2 separate regions of the Homo sapiens genome follow, and region 1 is linked to region 2. The links are chromatin loops, found by intact Hi-C in ENCODE. Cell type or tissue: endothelial cell of umbilical vein. All regions are shown on one strand. Links, peaks and the distances in the headings refer to the core of each region. The heading gives the core; the rest is flanking DNA. Region 1 overlaps LOC107984625 (a long non-coding RNA gene). Region 2 overlaps DIAPH3 (diaphanous related formin 3).

Region 1 (5,385 bases), core at 132-5,131, 170 kb after region 2:
GTAGATAACGTTTCTTGGGACTCAGCCATGCCCATTTATTTGTGTGTTGTCTGTGGCTGCTGTCACGCTATAACCTCAGCGTTCAGTAGTTGTGATGGAAACTGTATGGTCTGCAAACTTTTAATCTATTTACTATCTGTCCTCTTACAGAAAAATTTTTCTGACCCCAGTGTTAGAGGATTCTAAGAAAGCTATGAATCGGGTGGTGAAAGGGTAAAATAAAATAACCAGACAACTACCAGCAGGAGACATACGGTCTAAGGGAGGCAAGGAATGTGGCAGGCATGATTCTCCTTGCTCATTTTATGAAAACAAATGACCAGATAAGCAACAGTCCTGGAATTGTTACACAGATGGGTCCTGATGGTGCCGCTTATGCAGCTCGCTGAAACTCTTTCTCAGAGGGTTGTTTTACACAGCCTTGGCCTCCCACCCATCTGCTGCCACACCTCTCAGTCCTTTCAAGTATTATCTAGAGAGATCCAATTGTCAGACACTGAGAACAAAGCATGAGTCTCAGCTTTATTAGGGATTTCCCCTCCTATAATATTTCATACAAAGCCTCATTCACACCCAATATGAAGGCAGTGCTGCTTTTAAAAACCATTTCACATTTTTAAACCAATTCTGTTAAGCATGACTTCAGCTGTCACTTCTTGTTATTTTTGGAGAAGCTTGATGCTCGAAGGTTTGAAACGTCCCGTCCATTTGTTCAGTGGGCTTCTGATAACTATCCCTGCCCACTGGGTATGAAGTTGACACTAATTAAGCAGCTGACTGCCTTAACGATAGAGTATATTAGAACAGGCCACGATGCCATGTAGTTATAATTGTTCTTACAATGTCTGGATACTTGGTGCTTACTATTCTAGAAAACCCAGGACTTCCAAACTGGTGAGATTTTATTATTGCTGCAAATGATGAGTGCAGAGAGAATTTGGGAATGAATGAATGTTGATAGTGGGCTCAAGGCTGTCCGCACTGCAGACGTAGTCTGTAAACCCCCTAGAATCAAGAGAGAAGCAGGCTTTTTAAACCCTTGCTACATAAGCCTTGTTATCGCTCAAATAGACCACTTGAGATGGAAGTACAGACAGATTTGGTGCTGATGACAGCTCACCAGGACCCAGCTCTCCATTCAGGTACATTGATATGCATATTCACTCTACTGGAAAAAAAATCATCTCCTCTTCTACCCTGGGACACGGCTTTTGTAGGCTCCGGAATCTGCTATTTTATACCCACCTGCTGGTACAATATAAGCAGCTGCAATAGGCATCAAGCTATGAAAAGCTCTGAGGAGCACTATTGCAGTGCGAATTGCTTCCTTGCTCTGCACTGTTTGGTGATTGTAAGATGGATTGCCAGATTAGCACAGACACACAGTATTTGTGTAGGTAACTGGGAGGGTGATTTTTCCCTGCTTCTCCTACCAGCTATTTCTTACCAGTCCCTTTGCCACCTATAAAAAATTGGGTATTTGCTAATGTTTCTTAGTGGAAATTCAAAGGCCGGAATCACTAACTCAAGCCCACAGTAATACCACTCTGTTTCTTTCTGCCCTCAAACTGCCACATAAGAGCCTCTGATGCTACTGGCCAAAGAGGCCACTAGCCTATGCAATTGCTGGCTCACAGAAGCTTCCAGGACAGCAATTCTCTGTTCTTAATGTTTTATGTCACCAACTAACTAAACATAGCCACCTTTCCCAAATGCAGAAAGTTGTTTCCAAAACACAAAAAGTTGACCCCCCAAAAAAAAAAAAAGTTACAGATAACTCAGAGGTGTGGAGGCTGTCTCATGCTTTGGGAGACTTGTGCAGCCGTGTGGGTAATCTATGTTAACATCTTGTCTTCAAGATGCTGACCTCACTTTGGTTCAGACATTCTAGGAAAGGATTCATTTCTTCTCCATTTCAAAGCTGTTTATCTGGCTTAGAAAATAGCTGTTTTAAACAGAAGCCTTTACACTTGTCTGAGTAAATTCTGTTCCAATTTTTGTTTTGGCCATAAGTCAAAGATAACAGCTGTGCGCTTGTGGGTTCACTGAACTCTACGTGCTTGTTGGCTGCATCACCGACCAGAGGGAATAACCAATAATTAGAACATTTCAGGTCATCTTGGGAAGAACAGAGTTTTCTCTTGTTTGGAAAGGTGGTGTGACCTCCCTCTGATTTTCCCAAATGTGGATCTTTTGGTGACTGAGTGTAGAGCTCAATATACAAGCCTGGACTCATCACCACTGTGTCCTCCCTTTCCCAAAATATTGCCTGATAAATGGAAGCTTAAAACCATATTTACTGTTTTTCAGCTTAACTCTTGCTCTGCAACAGGCCTGGGCCATGATAATAAGCAAAAATACTTGTGCATTCCTAGCACATCAGCATTTCTGATCACAATGATTTGTGACTCAGGCCTTGAAAGCTGTGGGGTTTCTCCCTAGTTGAATCAATACAAGTTTACATAAATATATGTTTCTGTTTTTCTTTCATTCTTGATTCAGCATTCATGTTTACTATCTGGTAACTACAGACAGTGGGAGCATGGGGGCAAGGGAGAAGTCGAGCAAATAGAGAGATGATTCAGAAGAAATTATTTGGGTGGGTTCTAATGTCTTAACTGATTATGACTTTTTTTCTTGTGAAGAGTAATGTGTTAGAATTTTCATTTCAAAAGATAAAATTTATTCTATATATCTAAAGAATATAACTGCTCATCTATTACACTGAGTATATACTACTATAGCCATGCCTACAGTAGGAAGTGTTCTTGTATCAGGGTATTTGGTGTGCTAGATAGAGCCTTTCATATTGGAGATATGTATCCTAAAGCATTATTAATCCAATAGTGACATAGAGGCTGGATTGCTACTGATGCAAGCAGTATTTGTTCTATATTTAAAATCTTCCTGAGTCAAGGAGACAAAGTTGGCAAGAGATATGGTGATTGTTTTTTGCTCAGTTTTATGTCATGACAGGGAAACCTTTCACTTTCACTTGAATAACCACAAGGATGAAGGAGAGGCCACCTTTTCAAAGATTCACCTGCAAGACAGTTTCTGTTATTAAGCAAGGACTCATTACTGATCTGCTCTCACTCTGCTGTAGAATGTGGCCTGGGCTGCTTTCGGTGACTGAATTGTTTGTGAAATGTAAAAATGCACCTGGCTGAGGTAGAACATGGGGTCTGAAATTTAGACCCCCCTACTTCTGTTCAACAAACTCTTGGCCCACAGGGCTGCTCAGGGTTGGAGTGGGAAGACAACAGGTTTTTCCTAGATTGCCCACATTTTCCATATTGACTAATGGCATCTCTGAGCATGTTTAGGCTTCTTGGTGTCAGTTTGAACCCAAGACATTTTACTTTAATCATCCCTGATTTCCTTACCCTTAAATCCTGTTTCAATATGGAAATAAATGAATTATTGATAAATGAAAGTAAATCAATAATTATTGGTTAATATGGATACATTTTCTGTGACTGGTTTCACTTAGGTAAAGGCTGCCTAGATATAGAGATTTCTGTGGAATATCCACATATTTTTCATTTATTTTGTTAGGAAGACTTTAAATAACATTTTATATTCAAAGGGAAAAATTATAACTAATTTGAAGTTTATGTGATTATATTCTATCAAGCTGTTAGTCAGTATAGGATCGTTTAAATAGATTCTTGAAGTGTGACCTGGGTTAGGATGGATATTGATTGGTAACAAAAAATCTTGCCCAGGAAGTCATGATAAGAAAATATCAGTAGTTGGCTGGGCGCAGTGGCTCATGCCTGTAATCCCAGCACTTTGGGAGGCCAAGGCGGGCGGATCACCTGAAGTTGGGAGTTCGAGACCAGCCCGACCAACATGAAGAAACCCGTCTCTACTAAAAATATATAATTAACCAGGCGTGGTGGCGGGTGCCTGTAATCCCAGTTACTCAGGAGGCTGAGGCGGAGAATCCCTTGACACCCGGGAGGCGGAGGTTGTGGTGAGCTGAGATCGTGCCATTGCACTCCAGCCTGGGCAACAAGAGTGAAACTTCATCTCAAAAAAAAAAAAAAAAGAAAAGAAAAACAAAATCAGTAGCATACTCCCATCCCTGAAGGTATGTATTCAAAGTGCTGTGCCCACCACAGCCATTGTGTCCCTGCAGGCAGCTTCCTAAACTGGTCCTAAGAAGGACTCTGAATAAGCCGGAACTGTTTAAAACTTTCTCCAAAGATGGAATGTGTGAGTTCAACTAGAGGAGACTGAGAAACACTCATCTTCCTGAAACAAGACAAAAATATGTCGCCACACTTCTGGGTCACATTTCCTGTCTGCTTGGAGCATCCCTCTAGGATTGAAGGAACAAAGAGGGGTGGTAGGGAAAATCCATTGAATCTCAGAGATGCCTGTGCTTGCAAATTATTTTCAGTGTGAAGATTTAGAATCTGGGGAAAGACAGGAAAGTGTGCAGCAGGGATTTTTTTTTCCACCTCAGCATTTCTTGCAATGGACTGATTGGTGTGAGAAATTAGCTGTCCTGCTGAGAGTTAGGTGTAGCATCATAAAGAGTACTTCAGGGAAGCCTTTGTTTCTAGCATATTGGTCTTTAAACTGTGGGCCCTCTCCAGTAGTTTTCCTGATTACCTTCATCATGTTGTCACACAGGGGGTGTAGAAAACAGATTGCAGATCTCTATCTACTAATACACTTAATCTGATTAATTTTTATGCTAGTGCCTTTTCTCTTTTATTCCTCAAAGTGCCTTTTCTCTTTTATTCCTCAAAGTGCCTTTATCTCCTTCATCTGTGACACTACCACATAGGTGCTCATTTAACAATGAAAAAGAGCCTCCAGAATGTCTCCTTCTGTTGTGTGAACTTAAATAAATCTAATGATTTTAGCAGAACAGATCCCCTCCTAACACACAGGAATAAATCATGATTCAGTTTTCTAGGGACCAAAAAAGAAAACCGTAGACTTTTCTATTAAAGAAACAAGCCAATTTTCTTACACTTCTGAAGCTAGATATTATTAGTGATTATTACTATTATTATACTCATTTAATTCCTATATTGAAGCCATTTTTTCTGACCTATCTACATTTAGAAAAACACACATTTGGGGAAAGAATAAATCAGTAGATATGGTATAGGAGCAGTGGCTTAATGACAGAACTAATTCCCCACTTCCCACTAGTCTTTTTACCTTAAGCCATTAGTCCCTTAACAGTGTTTAGTAAGGGCTGTCTGTAGCTTAAGGAAAGAAGGAAAGAAATGAATACAGTCGGCCCTCTGTACCCATGGGTTCCACACCACGGATTCAACAAACTGCAGATCAAAAACATTTGAAAAAAATGTATCAGTATTGAACATGTACAGATTTTTTGTCATTATTCACTATACAACA
Region 2 (5,385 bases), core at 197-5,196:
ACCACCGATTTACTCAGTAACTAAGTCTAAGCAAATGACTTAACCTCCTTTTGCTTTTACCCCTCAATCTATATGCTGAGGGTGGTAATGTTTGAAGTGCAACAAAATACAGGCTATTCATAAGATGGTATGTATGTATGTGTTTTGTGTGTGTGTGTGTGTGTGTGTATACATACATATATATATATGTGTATATATATAGTTTTAATAATTTGCCTACCAAGTTCATTATTTCTCTGAAGGAAAACCACTGACTAAAAATTCTGATTAGAAACTTTCCTTCTTGGTTTCGTTCAAGAAAGAAATTAATGTCATTAGTATTCAAACTAAAGTTTATCTTGTGTCACAGAGTATGGAAATAATTTCTTTACCCAACACATATTTATTGAGCACCTACTTTGCACCAAGGACGGTCTAGGCACTAAAGCTATAGCAATATTTAAAACAATGTCCCTACTTTCTTGGAGTGCATACATGGACACGCGCACACACGCACACACACATTTCATATTCTATACCCATATTTTGGCTAATTTAATCTCTTCTTTGCCATTAGACTTTTAACTAGAGTTGTCCAATAGCAGAATAAACTGGTTTGTTGGAGATACCATCATGATGTAGTGGTTTGCAGGAAATCAAATAAGCAAAGATAGGAACATTTTGGGGAAGGAGCAGTAAGCTGGCCAACATTCTACATTTAGCTGCAAATGCAGTTTTCAAGCATTCTTTGGGACAGAGGTGTGGGAGCTAGAAAAGAAAAGGATGTGGTCATAGGAACTGCAGGAATACCACATCTACCGTGCTCTTTCCGGCAAACACAATATGTACATTATAAGCTACAGAGCATACACTCCTTTAAGAGAAAATCACTGCTCTATTAGATTTTGATTTTTGAGTAACAGTTGCCCACCTGATATAGAAGGTGAAAGACAAAGTGTATTTATTTTCTTCCAGCAGCTAAAAGGTGATCATACTTCTAAAATTTGTTGAGATTGTCCAAGAAAGTGTGTAAAATCCTCATCCATCACTGGAAGCCTCTGGTCAGAAAATGACAGTGCAGTAAATATCTTCAGCAGCCACCTTTTAATGTACAAGCTGTTTTCAGTTGGAATTTTCAGCACTCACATAAAACACACTGTCATGAGTGACTGCTTGTGCTCCAAAGTCATTACTATTGGGACAATGGAACATCTCTCAGAGAATAACCAAAAAACTTTAAATGTCATGTCAGGTTTGTTGAAGCCATTTTCAAGCCCCATTCAAGGTTACATGAATATTGAGGGTGTCTGTTTTTTAAAAGTCATCATTACCATCACTTACCAATAAAAGAATGTATGTGTGTATGTATATATGTACATGCATGTATGTATAGATGTGTATATACTTGACAATTACATATAACATTCTGGTTTGCTAGGAAGTTTTAATTATTTGCTTGCCAAGTTCATTGTTTCTTTAAAGGAAAATAATCGACTTTTTAAATTCTTATTAGAAACTTTCCTTCTTGATTTCATTCAAAAAGGAAATTAATCTCATTATTATTCAAGCTAATGTTTAATCTTGTGTCACAGAGTGTGGAAATTATTTATTTATCCAACAAATATTTATTGAGGACCTACTTTGCACCAGGGCCATTTTAGGCCCTGAAGTTACAGCAGTATTTAAAATAATGTCCCTACTGTCTTGGAGCACACATTCTAGTAAGACAGACAATGGACAAGTGAGCAAATATATTGTGTGTCCAGCCATCATGTGCCCTGTGAAGGAAAACATGACGGGGAAGGATAGAGCAGTGCAAAGGGCAAATGCTATTTTAGATGGGTGGCTAGGGAAGGCCTCTCTTTTTAGGTGGTGTTTGAACAGAGACCTGAAAGAAATATGGGACCAGGCCCTGATAATAACCACGTGACAGGCATGTCAGGCATAAAGGAAGAAGGAAATGGGCATTAGTGCTAATGAAACGGTTGGCTGTTATATTTTAGTTTATTCTTAAACCCCTGTGTGATTATTTTAAACCTGTCTTACTCTGTTGACTGTTTCTTTGTTTAGTCTATCTAAGAAGACTACTTATTTATTGAGAATAATTATTTTAAATGTGTTTCATAACGTGCACAGTCCTTGGTTATCATGGTGATAAGTTTTATGTTTCTTTTTTCCTTACTGTAGAAAATCAGAAAGTGCAGTTGACAGAAGGGTCACGTTCACACTACAATATCAATTGCAACTCAACAAGGACTCCAGTCGCCAAGGAGCTTAATTATAATCTAGACACTCATACGTCTACTGGGAGGATCAAGGCAGCTGAGAAGAAGGAAGCGTGTAATGTAGAAAGCAACAGAAAAAAGGAAACGGAACTTCTTGGCTCTTTTTCTAAAAATGAATCAGTTCCCGAAGTTGAAGCCCTGCTGGCAAGATTACGAGCTTTATAAGTTAAACTGGTTTTTAAAAAAAATGATTAAGCCAAATATAAAGCCATGCTCTAAACTATAACACTTGAAAAAATTGCTTTTATGTAAGTGACTTTATATAGTTTTAAATTATGATATATATTAGAAAAATAAAGCTAAATATATGATTGCAATGCTTTTTCTATGTACTGGAGGTTTTGGTTTATTCAAGATTGTACCGGGCTTTAATCCTTTTTTTTTTTTTTTTGTCTCCTGGTATTCCTCAGTTCTTTATTTGGTGGTTAAATTATACATATTGCTTTAGAGAGCAGGTAGGTGGCCATGTGTTCAGCAGTGTGTCCTTAAGAAAATACCATCTTTCTAAGCCACTGGAATTTTTACTTTACTATTTTTAACATTAATGGATGTCAGGTCATCAACCTCAAGTCTTTACATATCCATGTATATTCCATATATATTGTTTATATAGGCCCAAGTTTCTCCTTAATTGGGATCTATATACTACCAGCACAACATCAAAAACATGTAATTGAATACATCAGAGCTATATATGTAAGGAAATGACTGGTGACCCCATTATCATCATTGTTGAATTCATGTTAAGTAGACCCTCTAGGGGACCATAAGGCAATTGAGCACATAACGAAAAATGATGCAATAAGAATGTATGCACTCTCTTTGCCAAATGCATGTGCTTTTGTGTAACGTGGATGTAAACAGAATTGCAGTGCTGCCGAAATTCTTGATCTTGGCTAAGAGAGTATTTTTCCCCTTGTAATTATGACTCTGAGATAAAATTGCCATTTTGAAATTTCCAAAGTAACAACTTTTTTTATTTTATGAATAAACTTGGGATTGCAATTTCTCTGATCTGACAATCAATAACTTTAACAAAGATCTAAATAAGTGTTTCAAGGAAAGTTTTCCTAAGCAAATGTAATATTACCTCATTTGGGCATCATTACTCTGTTAATTCTATATCAAAGGAAATAAACTTGCTACTTGCACTAAATGAAAAAAAATGCTTTCTTTTGTCTCTCTTTTTTTGAAAACATTCTGTGGATAAGCTGAGAATAGACTGTGCTATGCAGTCTGTCTAAGCATCTATTTTGCTTTATTACATGTAATAAGTAAGTGACTGTTCTTTTACCTTCAGTTAAAAAGCAGTTATATGGAACTAGTCGGGCAAGGTCTATTGCTTTTTATTTCCTTAAGTTGCCACCTCCTTTCAGCTCTAAGTTAATAAAGTTAATTAATTAGAACTATGAGCCAGGCCCTGTTTATAGACATTGGAGAACAGAGTATTCTCTGTAGCCAGTGTAGGAATAAATGTGAATTTGTATGTATTGCTGAAATGTGCATTTTGCCATCCAGTTGCAATTCCTGTTTTTCTGAAAACAAACCTTAAAAATCAAGAAAGGTGAAGGACATTTACATATTTAAGCTGACGGCACCCCTAACAACAAGGCAGGATTGTTTTGTTTAGGAAAGAATTTAAATGAAAGAACTCTCACTATCAGTTCTTAATGTGATTTTGCAGACTTGGGTTTTTCAGAAACAAAACTTAAATTCAACTAGATAGTTTGGGCACACCAGGAAGCAGGTAAAAACTCTGGAAACTTGGGACCGGGGAGCAGCCACGGGGGAGAAGAAGCCCGGCAAATAAAGGAAAGTGAAGATGACGGAGACTCCGAGGGGCAGAGGAAGGCAAGGAAGTCCAGAAATGGAGCAGTCAAGCCCCAGAGCGTCTGTCTGCAGGGGCTGAGGACAACTTTCAAGCAAGAGGGCCAGGAGCCCAAGGCTAGCAGAGTATCAGAAGCGTCTGGCCACCCACAGGTCAGCAGCCAGCACTCTCTCTCCCTTGATGACAGCAGCTGGCTCCAAAAAGGACCATAGCTGTGGAAAGGAAACCTCTAAATGTCTGATAAAGGTGAGTACCAACTCAAGGAACGATCATTTGGAGATACTTTTATTGGTAGATGCCCTTTCAGCAATGGGCTAGAGGTATGATTAGGGTTTTAAAATGCATGATATTTCCTTAGCCAAACCATAGCATTGACCTTTAATTTGAGGGCAGGAGTTGAGGTACAATTTTATTTTTTTGAATAAGCAGTTTGTTCATTTGAATGAGCCAGTATAATGATTAATTTTTTTTTTTTTTTTGAGACAGAGTCTGTCGCCCAGGCTGGAGTGCACTGGTGCGATCTCTGCTCTCTGCAAGCTCTGCCTCCCAGGTTCACACCACTCTCCTGCCTCAGCCTCCCGAGTAGCTAGGACTATAGGCGCCCACCACCACGTCTGGCTAATTTTTAGTAGAGACGGGGTTTCACTGTGTTAGCCAGAATGGTCTCGATCTCCTGACCTCGTGATCCGCCCGCCTAGGCCTCCCAAAGTGCTGGGATTACAGGCATGAGCCACCGTGCCCGGCAGATGATTAATTTTATGTGTCAACTTGACTGGGCTAAAGGATGCCCCAGACAAGCGGTACGGTTTTATTTCTTATTGTGCCTGTGAGGGTGTTTCTGGAAGAGATTTGCATTTGCATACATAGACTGAATAAGGAAGATAGCCCTCCCACTGTAGGTGGGCATCATCCAGTCTCCTGAGGGCCAGAATAGAACAGAAAGTGGAGAAAGTGTAAATCTGCACACTCTACTTCAGTTGCGACATCGTCCTCTCCTGCCCTTTCTCATCGGCCTTCCCGGTTCGTGGACCTTTGAACTCAGACTAGGATTTACATCACGGGCTTTTCTGCTTCTCAGGCCTTTGAGGTTGGACTGGAATTACACCTTCAGCTGGCAGATGGCAGATGGTGGGACTTCTCAGCTTCCAAAAAATCACCTGGTCCAATCCCTCATTATAAACCGTGCACTCTCCCTCTCTCTCTTTCTTTTGTCTGTCTCTCTAAGTGTGTGTGTGTGTGTGTGTGTGTGTGTGTGCATCTTGACAAGGATGTTCCATCCAGGCCAGTGACAAA

Evidence for each region. Hi-C counts contacts between places; a loop is a spot of excess contacts. Peaks named below come from ENCODE experiments on the same cell type or tissue, not always from the same donor. Only the 100,000 strongest peaks of a DNase experiment are listed, where the experiment ranks them.
Region 1: it touches region 2 in a loop (2.9-fold over the local background); 3 of 110 quality-filtered maps call a loop at or near these places.

Annotation. Positions count from the first base shown.
Region 1 is chr13:59,491,324-59,496,708 of GRCh38, reverse strand. All of the region lies in intron 4 of LOC107984625 (a long non-coding RNA gene), which reads left to right. Among named protein-coding and RNA genes, the nearest start is that of DIAPH3-AS1, 520 kb to the left of the region's middle. In endothelial cell of umbilical vein, for the core only: no CTCF peak of the experiment used is centred there; DNase peaks (open chromatin) are centred at 2,018, 2,948 and 4,308; H3K27ac peaks cover 3,334 bases.
Region 2 is chr13:59,663,628-59,669,012 of GRCh38, reverse strand. DIAPH3 (diaphanous related formin 3) reads left to right here. Exons shown (of 28, transcript NM_001042517.2): 28 at 2,167-3,430. The coding sequence ends at 2,429. Among named protein-coding and RNA genes, the nearest start is that of DIAPH3-AS1, 350 kb to the left of the region's middle. In endothelial cell of umbilical vein, for the core only: no CTCF peak of the experiment used is centred there; a DNase peak (open chromatin) is centred at 2,312; H3K27ac peaks cover 1,161 bases.